2 separate regions of the Homo sapiens genome follow, and region 2 is linked to region 1. A link is an interaction called in ENCODE POLR2A ChIA-PET data of the cell type or tissue named here. Cell type or tissue: GM12878. All regions are shown on one strand. Links, peaks and the distances in the headings refer to the core of each region. The heading gives the core; the rest is flanking DNA.

Region 1 (16,193 bases), core at 5,288-7,787:
ATCATGTTAATCCTTGCTTTATATTTTTTGCAGCTATGTTATTCAGTGCTGGAACTTTATGTCATTAAGCAATGTGGGGAAAAGCAAGAGAGATCAGATTGTTGCTGTGTCTGTGTAGAAAGAAGTAGACATAGGAGACTCCATTTTGTTCTGTACTAAGAAAAATTCTTCTGCCTTGAGGTTCTGTTAATCTATGACCTTACCCCCAACCCCGTGCTCTCTGAAACATGTGCTGTGTCACCTCAGGGTTAAATGGATTAAGGGCGGTGCAAGATGCGCTTTGTTAAACAGATGCTTGAAGGCAGCATGCTGGTTAAGAGTCATCACCACTCCCTAATCTCAAGTACCCAGGGACACAAACACTGTGGAAGGCCGCAGGGACCGCTGCCTAGGAAAGCCAGGTATTGTCCAAGGTTTCTCCCCATGTGATAGTCTGAAATATGGCCTCATGGGAAGGGAAAGACCTGATCGTCCCCCAGCCCGACACCCATAAAGGGTCTGTGCTGAGGAGGATTAGTATAAGAGGAAGGCATGCCTCTTGCAGTTGAGACAAGAGGAAGGCATCTGTCTCCTGCTGGTCCCTGGGCAATGGAATGTCTCGGTATAAAACCCGATTGTACGTTCCATCTACTGAGATAGGGAAAAGCCGCCTTAGGGCTGGAGGTGGGACATGCGGGCAGCAATACTGCTTTGTAAAGCATTGAGATATTTATATGTATGCATATCTAAAAGCACAGCACTTGATTCTTTACCTTGTCTATGATGCAAAGACCTTTGTTCACGTGTTTGTCTGCTGACCCTCTCCCCACTATTGTCTTGTGACTGTGACACATCCCCCTCTCGGAGAAACACCCACTAATGATCAATAAATACTAAGGGAACTCAGAGGCTGGCGGGATCCTCCATATGCTGAACGCTGGTTCCCTGGGTCCCCTTATTTCTTTCTCTATACTTTGTCTCTGTGTCTTTTTCTTTTCCAAGTCTCTCGTTCCACCTAACGAGAAACACCCACAGGTGTGGAGGGGCAACCCACCCCTTCAAGCAATGATCCTCCTCATCTTCATAATGCTATTTTTGGCTTTAAAGTCTATTTTACCTAATATTAATAAACGTATGCCGATTTTTTTAGTTAACGTTTTTCTAGTATATATTTTTTCATCCTTTTACCTCCTATAAATAGCTTATAGTTTAGTTTTGAGTTAAAAATTTCATTCTAGGGCCAGGAGGCGTGGTGGCTCACACCTGTTATCCCAGCACAAAGGATTCAAGGCTTACCACATTGACAAGATAAAAAATTAAGCAGGGCAATGGGAAAAAGTAAAAATAAAAGGAAGCTGAGAATGAGGTTATATTAAAGGCGCATGCCATGAGGCTATATACTCTTGCAACCATAGGATCCAAAACTGACAAGCTTCCTAGCAGCCAGCACAGAGAGAAATGTGATCTTGTAATGATTCACAGCACCCATAACATAAAAACAAATCTTTGTCATTTAGGAAAAGACATTACAATTAAATAAAGTTAAAATTTCATTTCCTCAGTTGCACTAGCCACACTTGAGGTACCCAACAGTCACATGTGACTAGGGGCTACCACATTGGATCATGCAGACATAGAACATTTCCATCCTCACAGAAATTTCTATTAGTACAGAAATGGGTGGAGGAAAAGGTGCCAGTAAATGCTTCCTCTTTGTGTTGTCCAGAGTGCTGAATTTCTGGGTGGCCAGGGGGACCTTGCTCTGCTATGGGTTGAAGATTCAGCCTGACCGCTTCTTGTCAAAGTTGGCTCTGGGCCTAGCAAGGCAATCTACTCTGTTCAAAAGTGGATAGAGGGAGAAGCTGGGAGGAACATTACAATTTTTTCTATGAGCCCTCTGTAGAGGGTGGATGATGGGGGTTCCACAGGCTGCTCCTTGGTTTCACAGCCCGTGCCCAGGGGTGCTGGCTTCAAGCCCTTCAGACAAGCAAGATCAGCTCTGCCCCTCCTGCTTCACTTGCCCTGTAGCTGTGGAAGCTACCACTAGGGAGGTCCTGCCTGGGGCCCTGCAGGTGTGGAGCTCAGGTAGGAGCCCTATTCTGGTAACCTCTCAGTAAGGTAACCTCTTACCTTACTGGCCACCCTCCTGGACAATCCTGACTCCTATCCCCTGTTCCCCTGCAGAGCCAGCTGAGCCCCCAGGAACCCCTCCTGCCTCTCACAGCCATCTAGATGCAGCTTCTCTGCCCACAATTGTCCCCTCTAAAGGTAGCACCCAAAGTTAGGGAAAGATTAGGCGGCAACTGGGCTTAGAGACCACCTGCTGTCACTGATTGTCCCCACTGCTGGCTAATTTTTAAAAATTGTTTTAGAGACAGGTTCCTGCTATGTTGCTCAGGCTGGTCTCAAACTCCTGGCCCTAAGTGATCCTCATTCCTCATCCTCTTTTTTTTTTTTTTTTTTGAGAGGGAGTATCGCTCTGTCACCCACGCTAGAGTGCAGTAACACAATCTCGGCTCACTGCAACCTCTGCCTCCCAGGTTCAAGCAATTCTCCTGCCTCAGCCTCCCAAGTAGCTGGGATTACAGGTATATGCCACCACACCTGGCTAATTTTTTAATATTTTTGATAGAGACGGGGTTTCACCATGTTGGCCAGGATGGTCTCAATTTCTTGACCTCACAATCCACCTGCCTCGGCCTCCCAAAGTGCTGGGATTACAGGCGTGAGCCACCATGCTCAGCCTTCCTCATCCTCTTGAGTAGCTGGAATTACAGGTGTGAGCCACTGCACTTAGCTCCTAAACTGACATAGTTTGGATATGTCCCTGCCCAAATCTCATGTTCAATTGTAGTCTCCAGTGTTGGAGGTGGGGCCTGATAGGAGGTGATTGGATCATGGGGGCAGTTTCTCACGGTTTAACACCATCTCCCTTGGTGCTGTCATCACAATAGTGAGTTCTCATGAGATCTGATTGTTTGAAAGTGTGTGGCACCTCCCCCTGCCCTCGGTCCTGCTCCTGCCATGCAAGATGCCTGCTCCTCCTTTGCCTTCCACCATGAATCAAAGCTCCCTGAGGCCTTCCTAGAAGCAGATGCTGCCATGCTTCCTGTACAGCTTGTGGAACTGTGAGCCAATTAAACCTATTTTCTTTATAAATTACCCAGTCTCTGGAATTTCTTTATAGCAGTATGAGAATGGACTAACAAATAAACATTTTAATTTTCTAACTATTTTTTGCTGATATATAAAACAAAGCTTTTTTTTGTGGACTGAACTTGTATCAATTGAAATTATTAATTCCAAGAGCATATCAGTGGTGATAATAATAGCATTATTTCTTCCATTCTCAATACTTAGTCCTTTAATTTCTTTTTCTTGCTATAATGCATTGGATAGCAACTGTAGTACAGTAGAAGTGGGTGATAGCATGGTGATTTATTCCTGATCTCAGAAGGTAATCTTTCAACATTTTACGACAAAGTATGATGTTTGCTATAGGTTTCTATAGTTGCTCTTTAATAGATTACAAATATTTCTTTAACTTAAGAGTGTGATAAAGAGTTATTTCTTTTTTTTATTTTTATTTTTAGAGATGGGGTCTTGCTCTATTTCCCAGGCTGGAGAGAAGTGGCTATTCACAGGCTAGATCTTAGTGAAATACAGCCTTGGACTCCTGGACTCAAGTGATCATGCTGCCTCAGCCTCCCTAGTAGCTAGGACTACAGGTGCAAACCACTGCACCAGCAAAGAACTATTTTTTTTTTTTTGAGATGGAGTCTCACTCTCTCACCAGGCTGGACTGCAGTGGCACAGTCTTGGCTCACTGCAACCTCCAACTCCCAGGTTCAAGCAATTCTCCTGCCTCAGCCTCCCGAGTAGCTGGGACTACAGGTGCATGTCACCATGCCCAGCTAATTTTTGTATTTGTAGTAGAGACAGGGTTTCACCATGTTGGCCAGGATGGTCTCGATCTCCTGACCTCATGATCCACCTGCCTCAGCCTCCCATAGTGCTGGGATTACAGGCGTGAGCCACCATGCCTGCAAGATGCATTATTTTTTTTGTGTATCATTTCATTCAGTATGCTGATATTTAGGATTTTTGTAGCTATGTTTGTGAGAAAGATTCGTTTGTAATTTTTCTTTACTGTCATGTCCTTTTCAGTTTTGATATCAAGGTTTTGTTAGCCTCTTAAAATGATTTGGAAAGTGGTTTTTACTTTTTTCAGGTCTACATTCTCCCAGTTTCAAGTTCAGAGAGAGAGAGAGCCTCTCTCCCATCAGTTCTCATAAGTGTCTCTGAATTGACTCATTTCGTCTCATTGGCCTGATTAGATGGTTGTGAGGCCATCCCTAAGCCAATAACCATGGTCGTGCTCTGATTCATTGAGAATGAAGTCAGTGCCACCTGGGCTACATAGACTGAGAATGGAAAGGGGCTTTCTTGAGAAAAATCAGGATCCTATTAGGGTAAGAATGGGTAATGGATGCTAGGCAGGTAGAAACTGCATATGGCCATTACATTATTTTTCTCTGACTTAAAGAACTTTAAAAACTTTACATAGCCAAATTTACATTTATTTTTTCATATTTTTTCCATTAAAACAACTCTACACACCTTAAATAAGATAATTTTCTACCTAAACTTTTCTTCTCGTTCATGTTTTATGTTTATCTGTTTAATTCATTTTGAATTAATTTCAGTTTAAAATATGAAGTATCTAACTTATTTTTTCCCTAAGATAGATCTCTCTCTCTCTTTTTTCTTTTTTTTGAGATGGAGTCTCTCTTTGTCACCCAGGCTGGAGTGCAGTGGCGTAATCTCGGCTTGCTGCAACCTCCGCCTCCCATGTTCAAGCGATTCTCCTGCCTCAGCCTCCCAAGTAGCTGGGACTACAGGTGTATGCCACAACGCCCAGCTAATTTTTGTATTTTTAGTAGAGACGGGGTTTCACCATGTTGGCCAGGATGGTCTCAATCTCTTGACCTTTTGGTCCGCCTGCCTTGGCTTCCCAAAGTGTTGGGATTACAGGCGTGAGCCACTGTGCCTGGCTGAGATCTCTTAATTCAGCTTTATTTATTCAACTGATTCCTTCTCTAAAAGATAATACCTTCACTTAACATGGTACTTACTCTGTACCAAGCCCTGTGTTCAGCATTCTAACAAAATATTTACCTATTTAATGTTTATAAGGATTTTATAAGGTAGATACTATATTGCCATGTGTATAACTGAGATACAGAGAAATCTTTCTTGTTCAAGATTAAATGGCTAAAAGGTAGCTGAGCTGGGATATGAATGCAAATAGTATGCTTCCAATAGCTCTGTTCTCCATCTGTGTGCTCCCAAATGATTGATGTCCACAGCATGCTGAGCCTTTGCAGCTAGTAGGCTTCTGTACACACACACTTTTGTTCCACCAGTTGACTTATACCAAGAATCAGTTGTTTCCAAACTCCTCCTTTCATAAATGGACTAGTTATTGTAATTACGTATTTTAACTAACTAAAAATAAACCAATGAAATACAAGTGTAAAAATCAAGTTGATTTCTTTAAATAGGTTCCATAAAGACAGGCAACAACAACAACAACAACAAAATGTTGAATTAGGTGTGGCAGGGACTATGAAGACTGGCAAACAGAGTAAAAATCTCATAATTTTGCTCACAGTTACTCAGCGTCTTTAAAATTTTTGTACTACTGGCCGGACACCTGCAGTCCCAACACTTTGGGAGGCCAAGGTCTTGAAAAAAAAATTCGAGACCAAACTGAAACTCTATACCCATTGAACAATAAATCCTCCAATCCCAGCTACTCGGGAGGCTGAGGCATGAGAATCACTTGAACCCGGAGGAGGAGGTTGCAGTGAGCTGAGATTGTGTCACTGCACTCCAGCCTGGGCAACAGAGCAAGACTCCATCTCCAAACAAACAAACAAAAATAAAAACAAAACAAAAAATTATTTTTGATGTACTTTTTTTTTTTTTTGAGATAGTATGTCACTCTGTCACCCAGGCTGGAGTGCAGTGGTGTAATCCTAGCTCACTGCAGTCTCAACCTCCTGGGCTCAATTGATCTTCCCACCTTCACCTCCCAAGTAGCTGGGACTACAGGCATGCACCACCACTCCTGGCTGATTCTTTTTTTTTTTTTTTTTTAGAGACAGGGTTTTACCATGTTGCCCAGACTGGTCTCAAACTCCTGGGCTCAAGCTGTCCTCCAGCCTCAGCCTCCCAAAGTGCTAGGATTACAAGTGTGAGCCACTGCTCCAGGCCTGATTTCGATGTACTTCTGTTGTATTTTTAAATTTTTATTTATTGTTTATTAGTTTATATAGCTATGCTCATAGATTATGTACTTTGTATCCCTTTCCTTCCTGCTTATCACTATAACAATTTTTTGTCATGTTATTAAGAACTGAAAGTTTGTGTCCTCACCCCCAAATTTATATGTTAAAGTTTTAACTCCCAGGGGTATGCCATTTGGAGCCAGGGGCATTTGGAAGGTAATTTGGTTTGGGTCATGAGGTAGGGCCTCATGATGTGATTAGTGTCCTTACTGGAAGTGGAAGACAAACTAGAACTCTCTCTCTCTCCATCACTGAAGACACCAGAGAGGAAAGAGACGGAAATGGACCCTCACCAAGATCCAAATTGGATGGCACCTCTAACTTGGACTTCTTCACCTCCAGAAGTAGAAGAAATAAGTGTCTGTTGTTACACCCAGTCCACGGTATTTTGTTATAGCAGCCTGAACAGACTAAGACCTAGCACGTTCTTATTTTCTGATGCAAAAAGTTACTTCAGGCCCATCTTCTACTTGCTCTCACTTCCAACTCTGAGATCAGCAATTTCTTTAAGGAATTCTTGTTCGTATTAATGAAACGTGGCATTTAATAATCAAATAGTAGATAAGTTTAGTGGTACTTGTGTGTTATTATTTCTAGACTCTTTCTGCAGAAAGCTACGATATAGACACATAGTTTACATATGTTGAAACCATGATTGCATATTGATACATCATTTCTGATGTCAAAAAAAAACAAAACAAAACACCACAGGGTACATTCTAGTCTTCTGCCTTTCCATTGGTAACATTGTGTTCGAACTGTGAGAAATCTGGTTCCTGTAATTCTCAAAAGATAATTTATTTGCTTAAGTTGATAAAAAATAGTTTCAGAATTTTAAAAGATACCACTTGATATGGTTTGGCTGTGTCCACACCCAAATCTCATCTTGAATTGTAGTTTCCATAATTCCCATGTGTTTTGGGAGATAATCAAATTATGGCGACGATTATCCCTATGCTGTTCTCATGATAGTGAGTGAGTTCTCCTCAGATCTGATGGTTTTATAAGGGGCTTTCCCCCGCTTTGCCTGGCATTTCTCTCTCCTGCCACCCTGTGAAGAGGTGCCTTCCACCACCATGACTGTAAGTTTCCTGAGGCTTCCCCAGCCATCCAGAACCATGAGTCAATTAAACCTCTTTTCTTCATAAATTACCCAGTCTCGGGTGTTTCTCCATAGCAGCATGACAATGGACTAATCTATAAAAGAAAACCAACTCAATGGAGTTTAATGTTTATTTCAAAACATCAAACTTATCACTTATTTGCTTTTTTTAAACTTACATTTACATACAGTGAAATGGACCAATCTTAGGTTTACAACTTAATACATTTCACAAATGCATACACAAGTATAAGCCCCACCCTTTTCAAGATAAAAGCATGTTTATTACACCCAAAAGTTTCTTACTGCCTCTTCCTGCACAGAACAACCACTTATCTGTTCTAGAACTTCATATATTTGGAATTACACAGTATGTATTATTTTGTGCCCAGCTTTTTCTTCTCCTTAGAATGTTTTTGAAATTCATCCATGTTGTGTGTTTCTTTTTTTTTTTATCATTAAGTGGTATTCTATTAAACAAATATACTAAAATGTGTGTACGTACTGCTGATTGAATTCTGGGTTATTTTCAGTTTTTCTGTTGTAAATGAAGTTGCTGTGAACATATTTTTATAAGTCTTTTGTAGGCATACATCTTAATTTTCCTTGGAAAAGTAACTAGGAATAGAATTGTGTGGTTGTAGAATAGATGCATGTTTAATTTTATAAGAAATTGCAAAAAGTTTTTCAAATTTCATTATACCACTTTACCTTTTCATTATCAATATAGGAGGTCATTCCACATCCTCACTAACATTTGTTGTAGCCAGTCTTGATTTATCCATTCTTGAATGCATGCCAAAATTAGGCAAGCACAACCTACCTTATGCAAGGAATTGCTAAACGTGAAAAATCATTACTTTCATGGGAAAATATGGCAGTTCACAGAAAGTGAAATTTCTAAATAAAAAATATATTTCTGAAATATAATTATTGCTAAAAAACATTTTATAAAATGACCCATGCATATTATTAAAGTATATTCGGTTAAAAATAAAAATTTGAGGTTATATACTTAAAATCCATGTAAATGATCAAATAAATTCAATAGGAAAAATTATCTATTTCAGCAGAAGCCAGAGAATATCATCTAAATATTGACATTTCAAGAAACCGGATGTAAAGGAAACCAAAGTGAGATATGAAACAATCCAGTGAGGAGAATAAGAAACCTGCCTAAAAATGAGTTTTGAAGGTAAGGATAAAATGCAAGGGCATAACTAATGATTGCTCATAGTGTACCTTAGATAAAATGCCAACTCAAGCTAAGGGTGTGTGTGTGGCAGAGTTGAGGGGGGAGGGTGGTGTGTGCTGCTAGAATTTAGGTTTTTGAAATCCAAGTTTTACTCCAGAACACTAATTCCTTAGAAGGAGGGCCTTTCAACTCAGAGTAAAGTCACCCAGAGTATCTTTTCTTAACATTGATAAAGTTGTTTTTCTGCTATTTGTTAAGATAATGACAGAAGCTCATGTCCTTCAGAACAGGGCTTGAGAAGTTGGATATTAAGGTATATGTGTTTAAATCTGTTGCATCTGAATTTATAACAATTGTTCCAAGCATTCATTTGGATAGGCTGAATTCTACTATATGTAGCACTTACAGTTTGCACTTACTGTAAACAAGATTCTGAGTAAATCTTCAGCCTTACCAAGGATGCTTCCTTTAAAGACAATTAGAGATGGATTTTTGCATTATTTAGTTTGACTTTCTATAGTGCTTGCAAGACAAAATATTTTTCAAGTATTCGCCCTGCCTATGTATGTCCTGTCTTACTCAGTGCAGACTACGAAATCCATAGACAGATGAAAAATCATTCAATATTTTCTGTTGCTTGTGCAAGATTAAGACGGACAAAAACCACATCACTTCCAAATTCTTTGCAATTGTAGACCCTTTTCTAACAGAGAAAGTGGGTTGATTTGGGAATTTAAAGAGAGAGCCTAATATGTGAAATCTTAACAAATACCTTTCTCTGAAAAGAACTAACCCAAAGCTGTGAAAAATCTTTCCTAATGTTTACATTTTAAAATGTGATTTGAACGATAATTGCACTAATATAAATTATATAAAATTAATTTAGAAATTATAGAAAAAATACTGAGAAAAGTGAGAAAAATCATAGCTTAAAAACATAATTGCTGAGCAGAAAAACTCAATGGAATTATGCAAACAATACTTTACAGAGGCAGTGAAGATCTACATGGTAAATTATTGCATAATATAAACAAGAATGATAAGAAGATAGAAACTATGAGTATGAAAATTCTGTGTACTTTATATTCTCCAAAGAGAAAACTATTCTAAAAAAACTCTCAAAAAGGCAACTACAAAATTTAAAAAATTTCTATTAATTTTTTATTAATTTAATTAAATAATTTAATTCAATATTTTTTATTAATTTAATTTTATAATTTTAATTAAAAAGTTGTTTTGGAAAAATAGAAGTGGTAAGTGAAATAATATAAAGCTAGATTTGTTGAGTCATTGCTTTAATATGTTTATTAGTCTTAATAATAATATAAAAATGAATTAATAATGATAATGTCCACCTCCTGCCATATGGAAAGTAATATCACCCCCCTCTCCCCACCTGGAGGTTACGAGCCACATGGCAGGGGGGTGTCCACCCCCACCATATGGGGAGTAATATCACTGACCCCATTCACCCTGGAGGTTACGAGCCACATGGCGGGAGGGAGTCCACCTCCACCATATGGGGAGTAATATCACCCCCTTCTTCCCCCCTGGATATTACGAGCCACATGGCAAGGGGAGTCCATCCCCACCATATGGGGAGTAATATCACTCCCCCCATTCGCCCTGGAGGTTACGAGCCACATGGTGGGAGGGTGTCCACCCCCACATCATGGGAAGTGATATCACGCCCATCTACCCTCCTGGAGGTTATGAGCCACATGGTGGGAGGGTGTCCACCCCCACCATATGGGAAGTGATATCACCCCCCTCTACCCCCCTGGAGGTTATGAGCCACATGGCAGGGGGGTGTCCACCCCCACCATATGGGGAGTAATATCACTCCCCCCATTTGCCCTGGAGGTTATGAGCCACACGGTGGGAGGGTGTCCACCCCCACCATATGGGGGTAATGTCACCCCCTTCTCCCACATTACGAGCCACATGGCAGGGAGTTGTCAACACAGTGTGTTTATGTTATTGGGAGTAATATCATCTCCCTCTTTGGAAATTACGAGCAATATCACAGGGGGTGTACAGCACCTGCGAAATTGAGAGTAATATCACCCTCTCCCCTTCTGCATATTAGAGAAAAATATCACTGGGGTGTGTACACCTCCTACAATATTGGGAGTAATATCATACTCTTTCCCCCTGGATATTAGGAACAGTATCACAGGGAAGGTGTACGCCTTCCGCCATACTGGGAGTAATAATATCCTCTCTCGCTCTGGATATTAGGAAAAATATTACAGTGGGGTGTACAGCGCCTGCGATATTGGGAGTAATATAATTTTATCCCCTCCTCCTGGGTAGTAGGAACAATATCACAGGGGTGTTTACATTCCCTGCGATATTGAGGTATTGAGAGTAATATCATCTTCTCTCCTCCTGGATATTAGGAACTATATCACGGGGGGGAGGGGTGTACACCATCTGCAAATTTGAAAGTAATATAATCTTCTTCCATGGATATTAGAAACGATGTCACAGAAGGAATGTACACTTTCTCTGATATTGGGAGTAATATTATCTTCTCCCCGCCCCCCCGGGTATTAGGAACAATATCGGGGGCTGGGGTGTGTACGCCTCCTGTGATATTAAGAGTAATAGTTTTTCCCCTGGATATTAGGAAAAACATGAGAGGGTGGGTGTACACTCCCTGCAATATTGGAAGTAATATCATCCTCCATCCTCAAATATTAAAAACAATATCCCAGAGAACGTGTACATTCCCTGCGATATTTGGAGTAATATTATCCCCTACCCCCGCTAGATATTAGGAACAATATCACATAGGAGTGCACACCCCCTGCGATATTGGGAGTAATATAATCCTCTTTCCCCTTGGATATTAAAAACAGTATCACAGAGGGGGTGTACGCCCCCTTCGAAATTGGTAGTAACAACATACTCTCCCTCCCGGGATATTAGGAACAATATTACAGGGTGGGTGTACACTCACTGCAATTTTGGGAGTAATATCATCTGCTCCCTTAATGGATATTAAGAACAATATCACAGGCGGGGTGTTTTCCCCACCTGCGATATTGGGAGTAATATCATCCTCTTCCCACCTGAATATTAGGAATAAAATCACAGGGAGGGTGCACACCCCCTGCGATATTGGGAGTAATATCATCCTCTCCCCTCCTGGATATTATAAACGATATCACAACGGGGGGTGTACACCCCCACGATTTTGAAAGTAATATCATCTTCTCCCCAACTGATACTAAAAACATTATCACACGGATGTGTATGCCTCCTGCAATATAAAGAGTAATTTCATCCTCTCCCCTCCTGGATATTAGGAAGAATATCACGGGGCGGGGCTTTGTACGCCCTCTGCAATATTGGGAGTAATATCATCTTCTGCCCCCTGGATATTAAAAACAATATCACAGAGGGGGTATGCAACCCCTGCGATAGTGGGAGTAATATCATCCTCTCCCGCCCTGGATATTAGGAACAATATCATGGTGGGAAAGGTGTACACGCCGTGCGATATTAGGAGTAATATCATCCACTTCCCCTCTGGATTTAGAAACAATATCACAGGGGAAGTGTACACCCCCTGCGATGTTAAGAGTAATATCACGGCTGGGCGCGGTGGCTCACGCTTGTTATCCCAGCACTTTGGGAGGCCGAGGCGGGCGGATCACGAGGTCAGGAGATCGAGACTATCCTGCCTAACACGGTGAAACCCCGTCTCTACTAAAAAAAAAAAAAAAAAATACAAAAATTAGCCGGGCGCGGTAGAGGGCGCCTGTAGTTCCAGCTGCTCGGGAGGCTGAGGCGGGAGAATGGCGTGAACCCGGGAGGCGGAGCTTGCAGTGAGCCGAGATCGCGCCGCTGCACTCCAGCCTGGGTGACAGAGCGTGACTCCGCCTCAAAAAAAAAAAAAAAAAAAAAAAGAGTAATATCATCCTCTCCTTCCCTGGATATTAGAAACAGCCTTACAGAGAGGTGTATACCAACTGTGATCTTAGGAGTAATATTATCCTTTACCCCCCTGGATATTAGGAACAATATCACAGAAAGGTTGTACAACATCTCGATATTGGGAGTAATATAATCCTCTCCACTTCCGCATATTAGAAACAATATCACAGGTGGGGGTGTACATCCCGTGCGTTATTGGAAGTAATATCATTTTCTTCCTTTCTGGATATTCAGAACAATATCACAGGAGGGCTGTACACTCCCTGCAATATTGCGAGTAATATTATCCTCTTCGCCCATGGAAATTAGGAACAATATCACAGGCAAGGTGTACACCTCTTGAGATACTGAAAGTAATATCATCCTTTCCGAACCTGGATATTAGGAACAATATCACGGGGAGTTGTATACTCTCCGCGATATTGAGAGTAATATCATTTTCTCCCTGCTATATTTTAAGAACAATATCACAAAGGGGGTGTACAACTGCTGCAATATTGGGAGTAATGTCATCTTTTTTCTTCTGGATATTAGGAACAATACTACAAGGGATGTGTACATCCCTGCAATATTGAAAGTAATATCAACCTCTGCCACCCTGGATATTAGGAAAAATATCACAGGAGGGGTGTACACCCCTTGCATTACTGGGAGTAATATTATCCTCCCCTAACCTGGATATTAACATCACAGGAGGGGTGTACACCCCCTTCGATATTGAGAGTAATATTATCCTCTCCCTCTCTAGATATGAGAAACCATATCACAAGGTGAATGTACATTCCCTGCAATGTTGGGAGTAATATCATTCTCTTTACCCCTGGTTTTACACCCCCTCTGATATTTGTACTAATAGTATCCTCTTCTGTCCTGGATATTAAAAACAATAGCACAAGGTGGGTGTACACCCCCTGCAATATTGGGAGAAATATTATGCTCTCTTCCCCTGGATATTAGAAACAATATCACAGAAGGGGTGTACACCCCCTGCGACATTGGGAATAATATCATCCTCTGCGTCCCTGAATATTAGGAACAGTGGTTCACCCCCCTGTAATATTGGGCATAATATCCTCTCTCTCTCTCTCTCTAAATATTGGGAACAATATCACAAGTGAGGTGTACAGCCCCGGTGATATTGGGTGTAATATTATCCTCTCTCACTTTGGATATTAGGAACAATACGAAAGAAGGTGCATACACCCCCTGCGATATTGGAAGTAATATCATCCTCACTCCACCTGGATATTAGAAACATTGTCACCTGGGGGTTGTACCCCCCCTGTGAAATTGGGCATAATATCATTATTTTCAACTGTGGATATGACGAACAGTATCACAGAAGAGGTGTATGACCTGTGCGATATTGAGAGTAATATCATCCCTTCCCTTTTTGGATATTAGCAACAATGTTACAGAAGGGGTCTACACCCTCTGCGATATTTGGAGTAATATCATCCTCTCCCCCTTTGGATATTCGGGAAATATAACGTGGGGGTGTACACCCCTAGCGATATTGGAAGTAATATCATCCTCTCCCCCCATGAATATTAGGAACAATATCACGGTGGGGGTGTACACCCCCTGCAGTATTGGGACTTTTCCTTTTCTCACCCTTGTGATATTAGGAAGAATATCACAGGAAAAGTGTACACCCCCTGCGATATTGGGAGTAATATCATTTTGTTTCCTTCTGGATATTAGGCACAATATCATGGGGTGGGTATACACCCCCTGCAACATTGGGAATAATATTCTTCTCTTCTTCCCTGGATATTAGGAAATGCATCACAGTGGTGGCGTACACCCCCTGCGATATTAGGAGTAATATAATCCTCTCCCCCCCGAATATTAGGAATAATATCACAGGGGGCGTGTACACTTTCTGCGATATTGGGAGTAACATCATTCTCTTTTTCCCAGGATATTAGGAACAATATCACAAAGGGGGTGTACACTGTCTACAACATTGGGAGTGATATCATCTCCCCCACTGAATATTAGGAACAATATCCCAGAGGGGATGCACACCTCTTGCGATATTGGGAATAATATTATCCTGTCTCCTCTTGGATATTAGGAACAATACACCCCCTGCGACACTGGAAGTAATATCATCCTCTCTCTTCCTTGATATTAGGTACAATATCACAGGGGGATTGTACTCCCCCTGCGATATTGGGAGTAATATTATTCTCTTCCCCTGTGGATTTTGGGGGTGTACACCCCCCTGTGATATTGTTTGTAATATTTAGGGGGGAGTTGATATTACTCGCAATATCGTAAACACCCTGTGTGTACATTCTCGGTGATAACGTTCGTCATATCCAGGGTGGCAGAGGATGATATTACTCCCAATATCACAGGGTGTGTACCCCATCCTATGATATTGTTGATAATATCCAGGGGAGGAGAGGGTGGTATTACTCCCAATATTGCAGAGTGTACACCTTCCTGTGATATTGTTCATAATATTCAGAGGGGGAGAGGATGGCATTACTTCCAATATCGCATGGAGTATACACTCCCCTATGATGTTGTTTATAGTTTTTCAGGGGGGAGCATAAAAGTATTCCCAATATCACAGAGGGTGTACATCCTTCTGTGATATTGTTTGTAATATGCACTGGGGGAGAAAATGATATTACTCCCAATGTCGCAAAGATTGTATACCCCTCGTGATATTGTTCATAATATCCAGGGGGAAAGAGGATGATATTACTTTTAACACTGCAGGGCGTGTACACCCCTTTGTAATATTGTTCATGATATCCAGGGGTGAGAGTATGTTCTTACTCTTAATATCGCAGGGGGTGTACACCCCCTCGGGATATTGTTCGTAATATCAAGGCGGGGAAAGGATGATATTATTCCCAATTTTGCAGGGGGTGTACACCCACCTGTGATATTTTTGCTATTACCCGGTGGGGGGGGGAGCATATCGCCCCCAATATCGCAGGGGGTGTACACCGTTCTGTCATATTGTTCGTAGTAACCAGGTGGAAAGAAAATGATATTAACCTCAATACTGCAGGGGGTGTACACCCTCCTGTGATATTGTTCACAATATCCAGGGAGGGAGAGGATAATATTACTTTCTACATCGCAGCAGCTGTAGAACTTCCTGTGATATTATTTGTAATACCCAGGAGGGGAGAGGATGATATTACTTCCCATATCTCAAGGGGTTAACACCCTTCTGTGATACTGTTCATAATATTCAGGTGGGGAGAAGATGATATTACAGTCAATATTGCAGAGGGTGTACACCCTCCTGTGATATTGTTTGTAATATTGGGGGGGTGAGGATGACATGACTCCCTATATCGCAGGGGTGTACACCTTCCCGTGATATTTTGTAATATCCAGAGAGGGAGAGGATGATATTACTCCCAGTATCGCAGGAGGTGTATACCCCTCTGTAATATTGTTTGTAATATCCAGGTGGGGAGAAAATGATATTACAGGAAGTATAGAACCCCCTGTGATATTATTCGTAATATCCAAAAGAAAAGCGGATTATATTTCTTCCAATATCGCAAGAGGTGTACACCCTTCTGTGATACTGTTCGTAATATCCAGGGAATGAGAAGATAATATTACTCCCCATATTGCAGGG
Region 2 (13,849 bases), core at 5,348-7,847, 77 kb before region 1:
ACAGTGTTCAACACATCATTTACTTGTCTCTCTTTCCCTCTAGAATATAAACATATGTGAATAAGGACTTTGTTTTACTCACTGCTGAATCACCAGCACATAGAACAGTGCCTGGTATCTGCTAGGTGCTCAATAATTGTATGTTGAATGAAGAAGGGGGCAGGACGTTTTAGGCACAGGGAAAGCCAATGTAAAGGCACAAGATGAAAAAAATGTATGGGGTGTGGGGGTGCATGGGGGATTGTGGGATATGAGGGGACCAAGATGGGCAAGGGGCTAGAACACAAGGTATATCTTTGTAGGGTTTTAGAATTTATTCAAAGCATATGAGGAACCATTAAAGGACTTTAAACAGGGGAGTGATATAGCTGGGGTGGAACTTAGGGGACAAGGCTGGAGGCAGAGACACTATTAGGAAGCTCTTGTAGCAATCCAGGCAGGAAATGACAAAAACCTGAACTACGGTGATGGCAGTTGGGGTGGACAAGGAAGGATAGATCTGAGCACAATTTAGAAGGTATAATCAATACAACCAATGAGACCTATTAAGATGTCAAGTATAAGGGAGAGGGAAGTGTCAAGGAAAACATCTACCATCTTGTAAGTTTTGTGCCAGAAGAGCTGTGCCTATCTATAATCCACTGTATCCCCAGCAAGGAAACAGAGAAGCTTGATAAATATTTTTTTTGTTTGTTTGTTTGGTTGTTGTTGTTGTTGTTTTGAGACAGAGTCTTGCTCTGTCGCCCAGGCTGGAGTACAGTAGCAGGATCTTGGCTCACTGCAACCTCTGCCTCCCGGGTTCAAGGGATTCTCCTGCCTCAGTGTCCTGAGTAGCTGGGACTACAGGTGCATGTCACCCCGCCCTGCTAATTTTTGTATTTTTAGTACAGATGGGGTTTCACCATGTTGGCCAGGCTGGTCTCGAACTCCTGAACTCAAGTGATCTGCCTGCCTCGGCCTCCCAAAGTGCTGGGATTGCAGGCGTGAGCCACCTACCGTGCCCGGCCCTCAATAAATAGTCTTTGAATGAAGAGATGATGTTTCTGGTTTAGACAATTTGTAGGCAGTGATATCATTTACTGTGAGGAGGAGGATGGGGGCATGTTGAATTTGGAATTTATTTTTAGCATAGTAGGCAGATATGCTCTTTGGAATTTAGGAAAGAGATAGGGTTGGAGATTAAACATTCAACAAGTATTTGCGAAGAGGTTGCCACGTTCCCTGCACTGTCATTGTCTTTTTGGAGCACTTTATGTGTGTGCGTGGGTGTGTGTGACCGCATGCATGGGTGCATGCCGGGGTCAGGATGGGCAACCCAATACAGGGATTTTTGTTTTGTTTTGTTTTTTTGAGACGGAGTCTCGCTCTGTCACCAGGCTGGAGTGCAGTGGCGCAATCTCAGCTCACTGCAACCTCTGCTTCCCAGGTTCAAGAGATTCTCCTGTCTCCTCCTGAGTAGCTGGGACTACAGGCATGCACCACCATGCTCAGCTAATTTTTGTATTTTTTAGACGGGGTTTCACCATGTTGGCCAGGATGGTCTTGATCTCTTGACCTCATGATCCGCCTGCCTCGGCCTCCCAAAGTGCTGGGATTACAGGCGTGAGCCACCGTGCCTGGCCTCTGATACAGGGTTTTAATGGATTGTGATGGTGTTGTGATTTGCAAGGTAGAACAAGGCACAGGAGGAGACCAGTCCTAACCTAGGCATTTAGAAACCATTCCTGTAGAAGTTTGAGCTGATACCTGAATGGCGAAGAAGAATTAATCAAGAGTAGAAGAGGAGTGTTCCAAGCAGCAAGAACAGAATGTATGAAAACCTAAATGCCAGAAGTGCTCCTTTCAGGCACTGAAAGGAGTTCAGGGTGGGCTGCAGTGTTGAATTTCAGGAAGAAAAGGTTGAGAGTTGGCTTGCAGAGGTAAATAGAGTCAAGGCATAGGTTGTTCAAAGCTTTATAAGCTGTGCTAGTTATTATTGTGCTATAACAAATAGTCTAAAACGTAGTGTCTTAAAACAGTAGTCATTTTTTTTATGATTTCTGTGGCTTAGAAATTTGGGAAGGGCTTAGTGGGACAGTTCTAGGTCAGGGTCCCTCATGTGGTTGCAGCAGATGGTGACAGGAGCTGGAAAAACGGTTGCTGAGGAAGTTGCAGACAATCTGGGCTTCTTTTTTTTCTTTTTTTGAGGTGGAGTCTTGCTCCGGTTGTGCAGGTTGGAGTGCAGTGGCGCGATCTCGGCTCACTGCAACCTCCACCTCTCAGATTCAAGCAATTCTCCTTCCTCAGCCTCCTGAGTAGCTGGGATTACAGGCGTGCCCCACCACGCCCGGCTAATTTTTATATTTTTAGTAGAGACGGGGTTTCACCGTGTTGGCCAGGTTAGTCTTGAACTCCTGACCTCAGGTGATCTACCCGCCTCGGCCTCCCAAACAAAGTGTTAGGATTACGGGTGTGAGCCACCGCACCCGGCCTTCTTTATCAAATTGTGTCAGTCTTTCCATGTGGTCTTTCCGTATGGACTGTGTTGAGCTTTCTCACAGCGTGGTGACTCGTGGGCAGTCAGACTGCTTATGCAGGCAGCTGAAAGCGTCCAGAATGAGTGTTGTAGCACCCAAAGTGGAAGTTGCATTGCCTTTTATGACCTAGTCTCTGAAGTTGCATGGTGTCAATTCTGTCATACTCTATAGGTAGAGGCATTCACAGAAGACCATCCAGTTTCGAGAAGAGGGGTACAGACCCTGCCTCTTGATGGGTAGAGTGTCAAAGTCACATTGTAAGAAAGGAATATGGGATGGGAGACGTTGAGGCATATTGGAAAACTCCAATCTATTGCACCAACTATATTAAGGAGTTTGGTGGGCTGTCTTCTAAGGCAATGAGAAAACTCTTAAGGCCTTTAAAAGCAGAAGAGTGGCATTTGTGATTTAGATTTTAGAATTTGTGAGTTTAAGAAAGATTAGTTTTTCTATGTAGGATTGAAAGCTGGGAGACAGGTGGGAAGCTGCTGCTATGATCCTAGTGAGAAATGATGGTGGCTTGGACTAGAGTCATGTTTTGGGGACAGGGAGACTTAAGACTTGGACTATGAGTAGATATGAGTGGAAGTTGTTGATGACAATAACATGCCCAGGTCTTTGGCTTGCATAAATGGGTGGATGGTGACGCCAGTTACTTGTATGGGGAACACCGAAGGTGCAGTAGGTTTGGGAGAAATTGATGGAATCAGTTTTGGACATGTTGAGTTTGATGTGCCTGGTAATGTCCAGTAGGTGGTTGAATATTCATATATATCTAGAATCATGACAGTTGGGCTGATGATATACTTTTGGGAGTCATCATTGTATATATGGTTATTGAAACCATAGGAACAGGCCAGGGCGGTGGCTCACACCTGTAATCCCAACACTTTGGGAGGCTGAGGTGGGCTGATCACTTGAGGCCAGGAGTTCGAGACCAGCCTGGCCAACATGGCGAAACCCTGTCTCTACTAAAAATACAAAAACTAGCCGGGCATGGTGGTGTGCACCTGTAGTCCCAGCTACTCTGGAGGCTGAGGCAGGAGAATCGCTTGAACCCTGGAGGAAGAGGTTGCAGTGAGCCGAGACAGCTCCACTGCACTCCATCTTGGGTGACAGAGCAAGATTCTGTCTCAAAAAAAAAAAAAAAAAAAAAAAAGAAAGAAAAAAATAAAAAGAAAAAGAAACCACAGGAACAGATGAGATGACCTTGGGACAAGATGTAGAAAGGGAGGACAAAGGGGCTTAGAAGCATTCTGAGGAATACCCACATTTGAGGGATAGGTATTTTGTGAAAAGATGGAGAAGGAGCATCTAGAGAGATAGGTGGAAACCTGGAAGATGGTGAGTGGAAGGGAGTGAATTGAGAAGGAATGAATGACTACCTGTGTCCAATCTGCTAAGAGGTCAAGCTAGGTAAAGATTGAGTATAGTTGATTGGATTTATTGATATGAAGGTCACTGGTGGCTTTTCATGTGGGCTTTCTCCTAAGGCAATGAAATTTCAGGGCAGTGAGGGTGAAATCAGGTTTCAGAAATATCATTTATTCACCCAGCAAAATGTATTAAGTGTTACTGTGTGTCTAGTTCAGGACTATGCCCATGGGTACAAGGATAACTGTTATCCACTCTCTGCCCTCACACAGCTCTCGTGGGTGGGAGAGACATATGTACACTGTTCTAATGCAGTGTAGTTAATTGGGGAGGTGAGAGCACAGAGCAAGGGCAGCATACCAGAGGTGGCAGGTTTACACTCAAAAATAGCCTTTCTGGAGGAGCTATTAAGTTTAAAATAAGGAATAAAATGTCATTTGGAATTGGCAACTCAGAGGGTCAAAGGAAAACTTTTGCAGGGTGAAAGAGGAAGGAGTTGCAACATCTCAGACTGCATTGTAGAGACCCAGGAACGGGAAGGAATGTAGACATGCTCTTCAGATGAATGATTCTGAAAGCATGGAGGGTGATTGTTAGAGGAAAGGACCAAGGTTGAGGGACGATTTTATGAAAAAGAGTTAAGCCTGCCTTAGGTTGGTTGAGGTATGTTTCTGGAAAAGTTGGATGAAATATCTCTACCCTACAATGATGCCTTCTCCATGGCTGTAATGATTGGGTGCCCTGAGTCAGACTTCTTTTTCTTGAACAGTGTAGGGGATACCCTTATCCCTTTGGAAGGCACTGGTGCATGGTGGTGAACAGCGTGGAATCAGGCAGGATTCAATCAATGCTAGGTCAAATTTATTAGCCTCAGTTTCCTCTTGTTCTCCTTCTCCTTCTCCTTTTCCTCCTTCTCCTTCTTCTTCTTCTTTTTTTTTGACAGAGTTTCACTCTTGTTGCCCAGTCTGGAGTGCAGTGGCGTAATCTCAGTTTACTGCAACCTCCGCCTCCTGGGTTCAAGCGATTCTCCTGCCTCAGCCTCCCGAGTAGCTGGGATTACAGGTGCCCACCACTATGCCCGGCTAATTTTTTGTATTTTTAGTAGAGATGGGGTTTCACCATGTTGGCCAGGCTAGTCTGAAACTCCTGACCTCAGGTGATCTACCTTCCTCGGCCTCTCAAATTGCTGGGATTACAGGCATGAGCCACCGTGCCCAGCCCTCAGTTCTCTCTTCTATAAAATGGGGTCCCTACCTCATAGAAATGTGATCTATATTTGTACCATATTTTCATCTTTTTCTATTCAAATCATGACAGTTTCCAAAGAGCAAACACAGAGTCTCTGCTCCTGCCAGTTGTTTGCAGTCTTTTGGCAGGCATAGTCTACCTTTAGAGCTGTTGAACTACAGCCCTAGATAGTCTGGTATTACTAATAGACCTTGAAATCATTTACTGGTTATTGCTTAAGTAGGTTTTTTTATACGGGTGGTTGACTTCATTCATTGCTGATTTCATTGTCAGGGTAATAACGTTTTGCCCTCTCTGTCAGGAATATTGCTTCCCCTCCCCCACCCCAGCAGCAGCCTCCATGCACTCAGTCCAGATAACAGTGATCCTGGTGCTTGCCTGCACCCCATTCACTCCTCCAGTGACGTGTGGGTAGATAGGTTGCCTCTCAGTGACTTTCATAGCAACTGATTCTTGTAATTGTCAATGTCCACTTTTGAGTGAAGGCTGGAGACTGGATCTTAATCTCAGAGCCTGCACAGGGCCTGGAACACAGTGGGTACTCAATATAAGCTTAATGAATGAATGAATGAGTGAGTGAGTGAAGGAATTCTGAGTTTTGAAGGAGCCTCACTGTCCTGTCTAGGGTAGTAGAAATGGTTGCTTTTCCCAAACAGAGAGGTGTGCAGATGGCACCTCCTGAAGCTGCTTATTCTGACTTCTTGGAGAAATTCGTGGACTGCCCCAGTGCTCTGAAGTTCTAGGCATCTCCATTACCACAGGGGGAGATAATCCCACTCCCCGTCTCACATTCTTGCATACAGTTAGGGAGGTATGTGGTGTGGTGGAATGGATGTAGGCTTTGGAGCTAGTCACTGCCTGACCTCAGTTTTCTCAAGTGTAAAATAAAGATAATAAAACTTACTCTCTGTCAGATTAAATTAGAAGATAGGTGTAAGTACATAGTGACCTGGCACACAGTTGTCAGTTAAAAATAGTATCTATTACTGCAAGTTATATTCATATCATATGCATCTTATTGATTTCTAAAAGCTTTACCTTCCGCATGCTGTCTTTGGATGACTTAAAAGCAGTTTACATTTTACTTCACAATAGCTCAGGGATCAGAAAGGAGGGCTGAGCCTTTTCTTTCTGTTTTGCAAGAGAGGTGGAACTTTCCTCTCAGCAAGAGGATAGGTGTCCAGAAGTCCAGCTCCACCCGACTGTCCTTTCCTCAGAGCCAAGGTGTTTTGGCCCACTGTTCACAGGTGGACATGACTGTTCTTGCCTTACCTACACTTGCCCACACTGAGACCTAGTTGTTTTGCCATTCAGGACACTACCAGGACATTTTTACCATCTATGCCTTCAGTATGTCCCCTGTACCAGTGAGTCAGCAGTACCTGGCAGTTCAGGGCTCTTTGTTTACAGAGTACTGTTCTTCAGGGATCAGGCAAAGATTCTTCGTGTCATACACATGTGGCCACAGTGAATTGCATGTAGTGGGTTCTTCAATAAATGTTGGCTGGATGAATGAACAGAAGATATGATTCCAGGTTCAACTTGGCTGAGAAGGGTATTTCGTGCTTTTGCCTTTCAGGGTGCTGGTGGGGGCTGAGGGTTGCTGTGGGAAGGGGGCAGACAGCTTACCCTGAGTCTGCCAGAGCCGCTGTGGGCTGTGAAGGACTTTGGATCTCTGTGTGTCTGAGAGCTTTGGCCAGGTGTCCTCGTGCAGCTTCTCCTGGTACCAGAATGACTGATCTCATGTACTTGTGGCTAATGAGGTGGAACAGTCAGATGCTGGGCCCCCCAACGGACTTTTGCCCTTTGAACCTTCTACTTGGAAGCTAGTTGCCTTTTTCAGAGGGCTTTTCCCAAGAGCCATCTGAGGGTGGAGGTGAAGAAACTTACCTTTTCTGGCCCATATTCACCTCAAGAAATAGGCTTTCATCAGAGCCTTGGGTTCTAGTGTGGGTTTGTTGTGAACTTTGGAACAAACTCTTGACCAGCAGTGAAGGGGTAGACCTTTATGCTGCTTTGATCATCAAGTCCCTTTGGGGGCTCATCCTTGCTCTCTTCCTTTCTATGTTCTATGTTTCTATGTTCCTTTCTTTTTCTCTCTGCCTCAGAAGAAGCTGGGCAGGTAGCCTAGAGGAGGTTGCGGAAGATGCTGGGCAGCAGTGGGTCCTAACTCTGGCTGTGGATTGGAATCATCTGGAGAATTAAGAAAACAAGGCCGGGCACGGTGGCTCACGCCTGTAATCCCAGCACTTTGGGAGGCCGAGGCGGGCAGATCACAAGGTCAGGAGATTGAGACCATCCTGGCTAACATGGTGAAACCCGTCTCTACTAAAAATACAAAAAATTAGCTGGGTGTGGTGGCAGGCGCCTGTGGTCCCAGCTACTCGGGAGGCTGAGGCAGGAGAATGGTGTGAACCCGGGAGGCGGAGCTTGCAGTGAGCCGAGATTGCACCACTGCACTCCAGCCTGGGCGACAGAGTGAGACTCTGTCTCAATTAAAAAAGAAAAGAAAAGAAAAGAAAAGAAAAGAAAAGAATAGAAAAGAAAGAAAGAAAGAAAGAAAGAAAGAAAGAAAGAAAGAAAGAAAGAAAGAAAGAAAGCAAGCAAGCAATACTCAGATTGGGCACGGTGGCTCACACCTGTAATCCTAGCATTTTGGGAGACTGAGGTAGGAGGATGGCTTAAGCTCAGGAGACCAGTCTGGAGAACTTGGTCTCTACAAAAAAAAAAAAAAAAAATTAATTGGGCATGGTGGTGCATGCCTGTAGTCCCAGCTACTCAGGTGGCTGAGGTGGGAGGATTGTTTAAGCCCATTTGGTCCAAGCTGCAGTGAGCCAAGATTGTGCCACTGCATTCCAGCATGGGCAACAGAGTGAGACGCTGTCTCAAAAAAAAAAAAAAAAAAAAAAGAAAGAAAGAAAACAATACTCATCACTCCCACTCCCTGACTACATAAATCTGAACCACTGGGGAGAAGAATGAGATGAGAATTGGCTTGGAGAACGAGAATTAAGGAAGCAGAAAAATTGCTTTTGAGGAGAATTGATGAGGGTCTTGTGTCACTAGAGGTGGGAAAAGCCGTTCTCAATTGTCACCATGCTTCAGAGTCACCTGGGGAGTTTTAAAAACATGCCGATGCCTGGGTTCCACCCCAGAATTTCTGACTTCATTGGTCTGGGTGGGGCCTGAGCACTGGACTGTTAAAGCTCGTCAAGTGATGCTAGTTTGCAGCCAGGATAGAGGAGCCTTGAGTTAGCAAAGGGTTGCGACTGTTCTGATACAGCTGCTCTGTGTGTGGTTATTTCCGTAGGTGATTACCTAAGGAAACACACCCAGAGAAGCAGATCCTCAGATTAGCCTGCGAAACTGTCTCAGGTCTCCTGCATCAGAACCTCTGGGGTGTGGGGCCCTGAAGTTGTGGGTCGACAAATTCCTCAGGTGGTACTGATGCTCACTCAGGCTTGAGATCTGGTACCTGAGGACTTGAACTGACCCCTAGCTAAGCAAACCAATAAGGATTGGATTTACACGGCTTGGAGAAGGGACTCACGGGGTTGTTACTATAAGACCCTCCTGGTACAAACTGCCTGCTTGCTCCCTCAGAGTGGTCAGAGCCACAGGGACCAAAGTGCTGACTGAGTTCCAGGAAGGAGAGCGGGAGGACTCTGATCCAGTGACCCACAGGGATTGCATTTGGTGTGTCTTCTTGCCAGAGGTGTAACTGCCCAAGGGGTTCACCTTGCCCACTGCCTAGACAGAGCCAATTCTTCAAGACAGGGATATTGCAATAATGAGTAATTCACACAGAGCCGGCTGTGCGGGAGACCGGAGTTTTATTATTACTCAAATCAGTCTCCCCGAACATTCTGGGAGCAGAGTTTTTAAGGATAACTTGGTGGGTCAGGGGAAGCCAGTGAGCCAGGAGTGCTGATTAGTTAGAGATGAAATCACAGGGAATCAGAGCTGTCTTCTTGCTCTCAGTCAGTTCCTGGGTGGGGGCCACAAGATCAGCTAAGCCAGTTTATTGATCTGGGTGGGGGCCAGCTGATCCACCAAGAGCAGGGTCTACAAAATACCTCAAGCACTGATCTTAGGAGCAGTTTAGGGAAGGTCAGAATCTTGTAGCTTCCAGCTGCGTGACTCCTAAACCATAATTTCTTTTTTTTTTTCGAGATGGAGTCTTGCTCTGTCACCCAGGCTGGAGTGCAGTGGTGTGATATTGGCTCACTGCCACCTCCACCTCCCGAGTTGAAGTAATTCTCCTGCCTCAGCCTCCCTAGTAGCTGGGGTTACAGGTGCACGCCACCACACCCAGCTAATTTTATTTTTTATTTTTAGTAGAGACAGGTTTTCACCATGTTGCCCAGGCTGGTCTTGAACTCCTGACCTCAGGTGATCCGCCCTCCTATGGCTCCCAAAGTGCTGGGATTACAGGCATGAGCCACCGTGCCCAGCCCTAAACCATAATTTCTAATCTTGTGGCTAATGTTAGTCCTACAAAGGCAATCTAGTCCCCAGGCAAGAAGGAGGTCTGCTTTGGGAAAGGGCTGTTATCCTCTTTGTCTAAATTATAAACTAAGTTTCTCCCAAAGTTAGTTCAGCCTATGCCTGGGAATGAATAAAGGCAGCTTGGAGGTTAGAAGCAAGATGGAGTCAGTTAAGTTAGATCTCTTTCACTGTCTCAGTCAAAATTTTGCAATTACAGAGGCTCTCACCCATGACACCTGAGTAAGCGAATTGGTTGTTTCTTTAAAATTTTTATTTTAATTGGCTGGGCGTGGTGGTTTACGCCTGTAATCCCAGCACTTTGGGAAGCCGAGGCGGGCGGATTACGAGGTCAGGAGATCGAGACCATCCTGGCTAACACGGTGAAACCCTGTCTCTACTAAAGAATACAAAAAATTAGCTGGGCTTGGTGGCGGGCGCCTGTAGTCTCAGCTACTTGGGAGGCTGAGGCAGGAGAACGGCATGAACCCGGGAGGCGGAGGTTGCAGTGAGCCAAGATCGCACCACTGCACTCCAGCCTGGGCGACAGAGCGAGACTCTGTCTTTAAAAAAAAAAAAAAGATATTTTTCTTTTCTTTTCCTTTCTCTCTCTCTCTCTCTCTCTCTCTCTCTTTCTTTCTTTGAGACGGGGCCTCACACTATCATCCAGGCTGGAGTGCAGTGGTGCAATCTCGGCTCACTGCAACCTCCGCCTCCTGGGTTCAAAATGATTCTCCTCTCTCAGACTCCCAGGTAGCTAGGATTACAGGCGTGCGCCACCACGGCTGGCTAATTTTTGTATTTTTAGTAGAGACGGGGTTTTGCCATGTTGGTCAGGCTGGTCATGAACGCTTGACCTCAGGTGATCCGCCCACTTCGGCTTCCCAAAATGCTGGGATTACAGGTGTGAGCCACCACCACGCCTGGTCAAAAATGTTATTTTATTTTCTGAGACGAAGTCTTGCTTTGTTGCCCAGGCTGGTGTGCAGTAGCATGGTTATGGGCTCAATCCTGCACTCAAGTGACCTTCCCACCTCAGCCTTCCAAGTAGCTAGGACCATCAGTGTGCACCACCAAGTCCAGCTAATTTGTAATTTTTTTGTAGAGAAAGGGTCTTGCTATGCTGCCCAGGCTGGTCTCCAACTCCTGGCCTCAAGTGATCCTCACGTCTTGGCCTTCCAAAGTGCTGGGATTATAGGCATGAGCCACTGCACCTGGAGTAAAAGGTTTCTGTAGTCTGAAAGGTAAAATAATTTGAAGGCCATCTGCTATCTGAGAGAAATAACAGCACCTAGGGAGAGTGGAAGAAATAATGTATCAAAGAAGCCAGGGTGAAATTGTGATTTCAAGGTGTAGAGAGTTTCCAGGCCGGGCGCGGTGGCTCAAGCCTGTAATCCCAGCACTTTGGGAGGCCAAGGCGGGTGGATCACGGGGTCAGGAAATTGAGACCATCCTGGCTAACATGGTGAAACCCCGTCTGTACTAAGAGTACAAAAAAATTAGCCGGACGTGGTGGCGGACGCCCGTAGTCCCAGCTACTCGGGAGGCTGAGGCAGGAGAATGGCGTGAACCCAGGAGGCGGAGCTTGCAGTGAGCCGAGATGGCGCCACTGCACTCCAGCCTGGGCGACAGAGCGAGACTCCATCTCAATTAAAAAAAAAAAAAAAAAGGTGTAGAGATTTTCCCAAACCAACATTAGACAAAACAAATGGGGATGCAGCAAAGAAAAGGAAGAAGAGACTTGAAATCTCTGGGTTTAGGTAACAGATATGAGGCGTTTCCAGAGAGCTTATATCTGGACCTTCTGAGGAAACAGCAGTGGTAGAGTATTTTGGAGACACCAGGGTATTAGCAGGCCTGAGTATGCCAGTTGTGGGGTTTGGCCTTCCCCCAGGAATAGTGTGCATCTGACTATACACAGACCCAGCCTAACCTAGAAATGTGCAGTTTTTCTGAGCAACATGTGACCAAGAGCTTGCTCACACCAATTAAGCCTAGGGACTGCTATCCTTCTGCTAATTGCTGTGGGATGAATGATGTCACCAGTCAGAAGATAGCTGAGATGTCTCACTGGTGACGTGAAGTTTAAAGTAGCAAACTGAGTGGCAGGTGGAATTTTCGTCTCTTTGTCAGCTGAAGGCTGTGTATGTGAAAGAAAAAAGAACACAGAACAGAGTTCCTAACCGTAAATTCTAAGATTCTAAGATACCAGAAAGATAAACTCCTGGTAAGGGATAGAGGAGGTTTATAGGGATTGGGAGAGATGTGTATAATAAGGCTTTAGAATGGAAATTTTAGAGGCAAGGAGAAAAATGCCTAGATAAAAGTATAAATCTGGGTATTTTGGAGACTACATAGCAGAGAATAAAGGCAGAGAGGAGTTGCTCAGTAACGCATTTGGAGAAAATGGGATGGAAGATCAGAAATGATGCTTTTGAACTCTTATCTACAAATATTACAAGTAAGGCTAATAAACGTATTTGACCTTTTTTTTTTTTTTTTGTGAGACGGAGTCTCGCTCTGTCACCAGGCTGGAGTGCAGTGGCGCGATCTTAGCTCACTGCAACCTCCGCCTCCTGGGCTCAAGTGATTCTCCTGCCTCAGCCTCCCCAGTAGCTGGGACTACAGGCGCACACCACCACACCCAGCTAATTTTTGTATTTTTAGTAGAGACGGGGTTTCACCATGTTGGCCAGGATGGTCTCAATCTCTTGAACTCGTGATTCGTCTGCCTCCGCCTCCCAAAGTGCTGGGATTACAGGCATGAGCCACTGTGCCCGGCCCGTATTTGACCTTTTACTGAAAGGAGGAAACAATTTCATAGGCATCAGCGATATTTGATTAGAATATGATAATGAAAGAGTATACTTTGTTCAAAAATGATGATTTGCTAGAAGAGCTGGGATTCATGTAGTACATTAAAGAGAGAGGTACATACTTGTTTGAGGATCTGCTATCATAAGGGATGCCTGCCTTCTTTGCATAAGGTCACATTTAGATTCTTTTGATTGCAGTGAGAGGGAAATTTCAGTACACCAAGATCCAGTGAGCTGTCAAGGGTTTCACTTCCCCTTTCTCCATTTTTCAACAAATGTAATGAATAGTACCACCCAGTGCTACTTCCAGTTTTCTGCCTGCAGTTAGGTTTTTTTTTTTTTTTTTTTTTTTTTTTTGAGACAGTCTTGCTCTGTCACCCAGGCTGGAATGCAGTGGTGCAATCAAGGATCACTGCAGCCTTGACCTCCCCAGGCTCAAGCAATTCTCCCACCTTAGCCTCCTGAGTAGTTGAGACTACAGGTGCACGCCACCAGGCCCAGCTAATTTTTGTATTTTTTGTAGAATCAGGGTTTCTCTATGTTGCCCAGGCTGGTTTCAAACTCCTGAGCTCAAGGGATCAGCCCACCCTGGCCTCCCAAAGTGCTGGAATTACAGGAGCGAGCCACTGTGCCCAGCCAACATATGAGTTTTCTATTGCTTCTCTAACAAGTTACCACCAATTGAGTGGCTGAAAACAACACAAATTTATCATCTCATAATTCTGGAGGTCAGAAGTCTGAAATGGGTCTCACTGGGCTAATATGAAGTAGCACTGTGTTTCTTTCTGGAGGCTTAAGGAGAGGATCCATCTTCTTGCCTTTCCCAGCTTCTAGAGTCTCATGGACCCTTCCATTTTCAAAGTCAGCAGTAACTGGGAGAGTCTTTCTCATATTGTACTACTCTGACATTGACCTTTCTGCCTCCCTCTTTCATCTTTAAGAACTTTTGTGATTACATTGGGCCCACCCAGAGAATACAGAATGATTTCCCTGTTTTGTCACTTGATTAGCAATCTTCATTCTGTCTGCAACTTTTTTCTTTTTTTTTTTTTTTTTTGAGCCAGAGTCTTGCTCTGTTGCCCAGGCTGAAGTGCAGTGGTGTGATCTTGGCTCACTGCAACCTCCGCCTCCTGGGTTCAAGCAATTCTCCTGCCTCAGCCTCCTGAGTAGCTGGGATTATAGGCACCCACCACCACACCCAGCTATTTTTTGTATTTTTAGTAGAGACGGGGTTTCACCGTGTTGGTTAGGCTGACTCATGTTGGTTAGAATTCCTGACCTCAGGTGATCTGCCCGCCTTGGCCTCCTAAAGTGCTGGGATTACAGGCATGAGCCACTGCGCCTGGCCTCTATCTGCAACTTTAATTCTCCCTTGCCATGCAATATAACATGGCTCACAGGTTCCAGGGA

The links. ChIA-PET counts read pairs that join two places held together with the same protein. Peaks named below come from ENCODE experiments on the same cell type or tissue, not always from the same donor. Only the 100,000 strongest peaks of a DNase experiment are listed, where the experiment ranks them.
Region 2: POLR2A ChIA-PET joins it to region 1 with 5 read pairs; 4 of 35 experiments call an interaction of 5 or more read pairs at or near these places.

The regions. Positions count from the first base shown.
Region 1 is chr14:22,709,532-22,725,724 of GRCh38, reverse strand. It overlaps OXA1L-DT (OXA1L divergent transcript), which reads left to right. Exons shown (of 3, transcript XR_001750638.3): 2 at 8,505-8,629. It also overlaps the pseudogene LOC100421646. Among named protein-coding and RNA genes, the nearest start is that of OXA1L-DT, 49 kb to the left of the region's middle. In GM12878, for the core only: no CTCF peak of the experiment used is centred there; no DNase peak of the experiment used is centred there.
Region 2 is chr14:22,789,275-22,803,123 of GRCh38, reverse strand. All of the region lies in intron 2 of SLC7A7 (solute carrier family 7 member 7), which reads left to right. Among named protein-coding and RNA genes, the nearest start is that of SLC7A7, 19 kb to the left of the region's middle. RefSeq lists enhancers at 17-66, 6,541-6,610. In GM12878, for the core only: no CTCF peak of the experiment used is centred there; a DNase peak (open chromatin) is centred at 6,853; H3K4me3 peaks cover 1,197 bases; H3K27ac peaks cover 2,323 bases.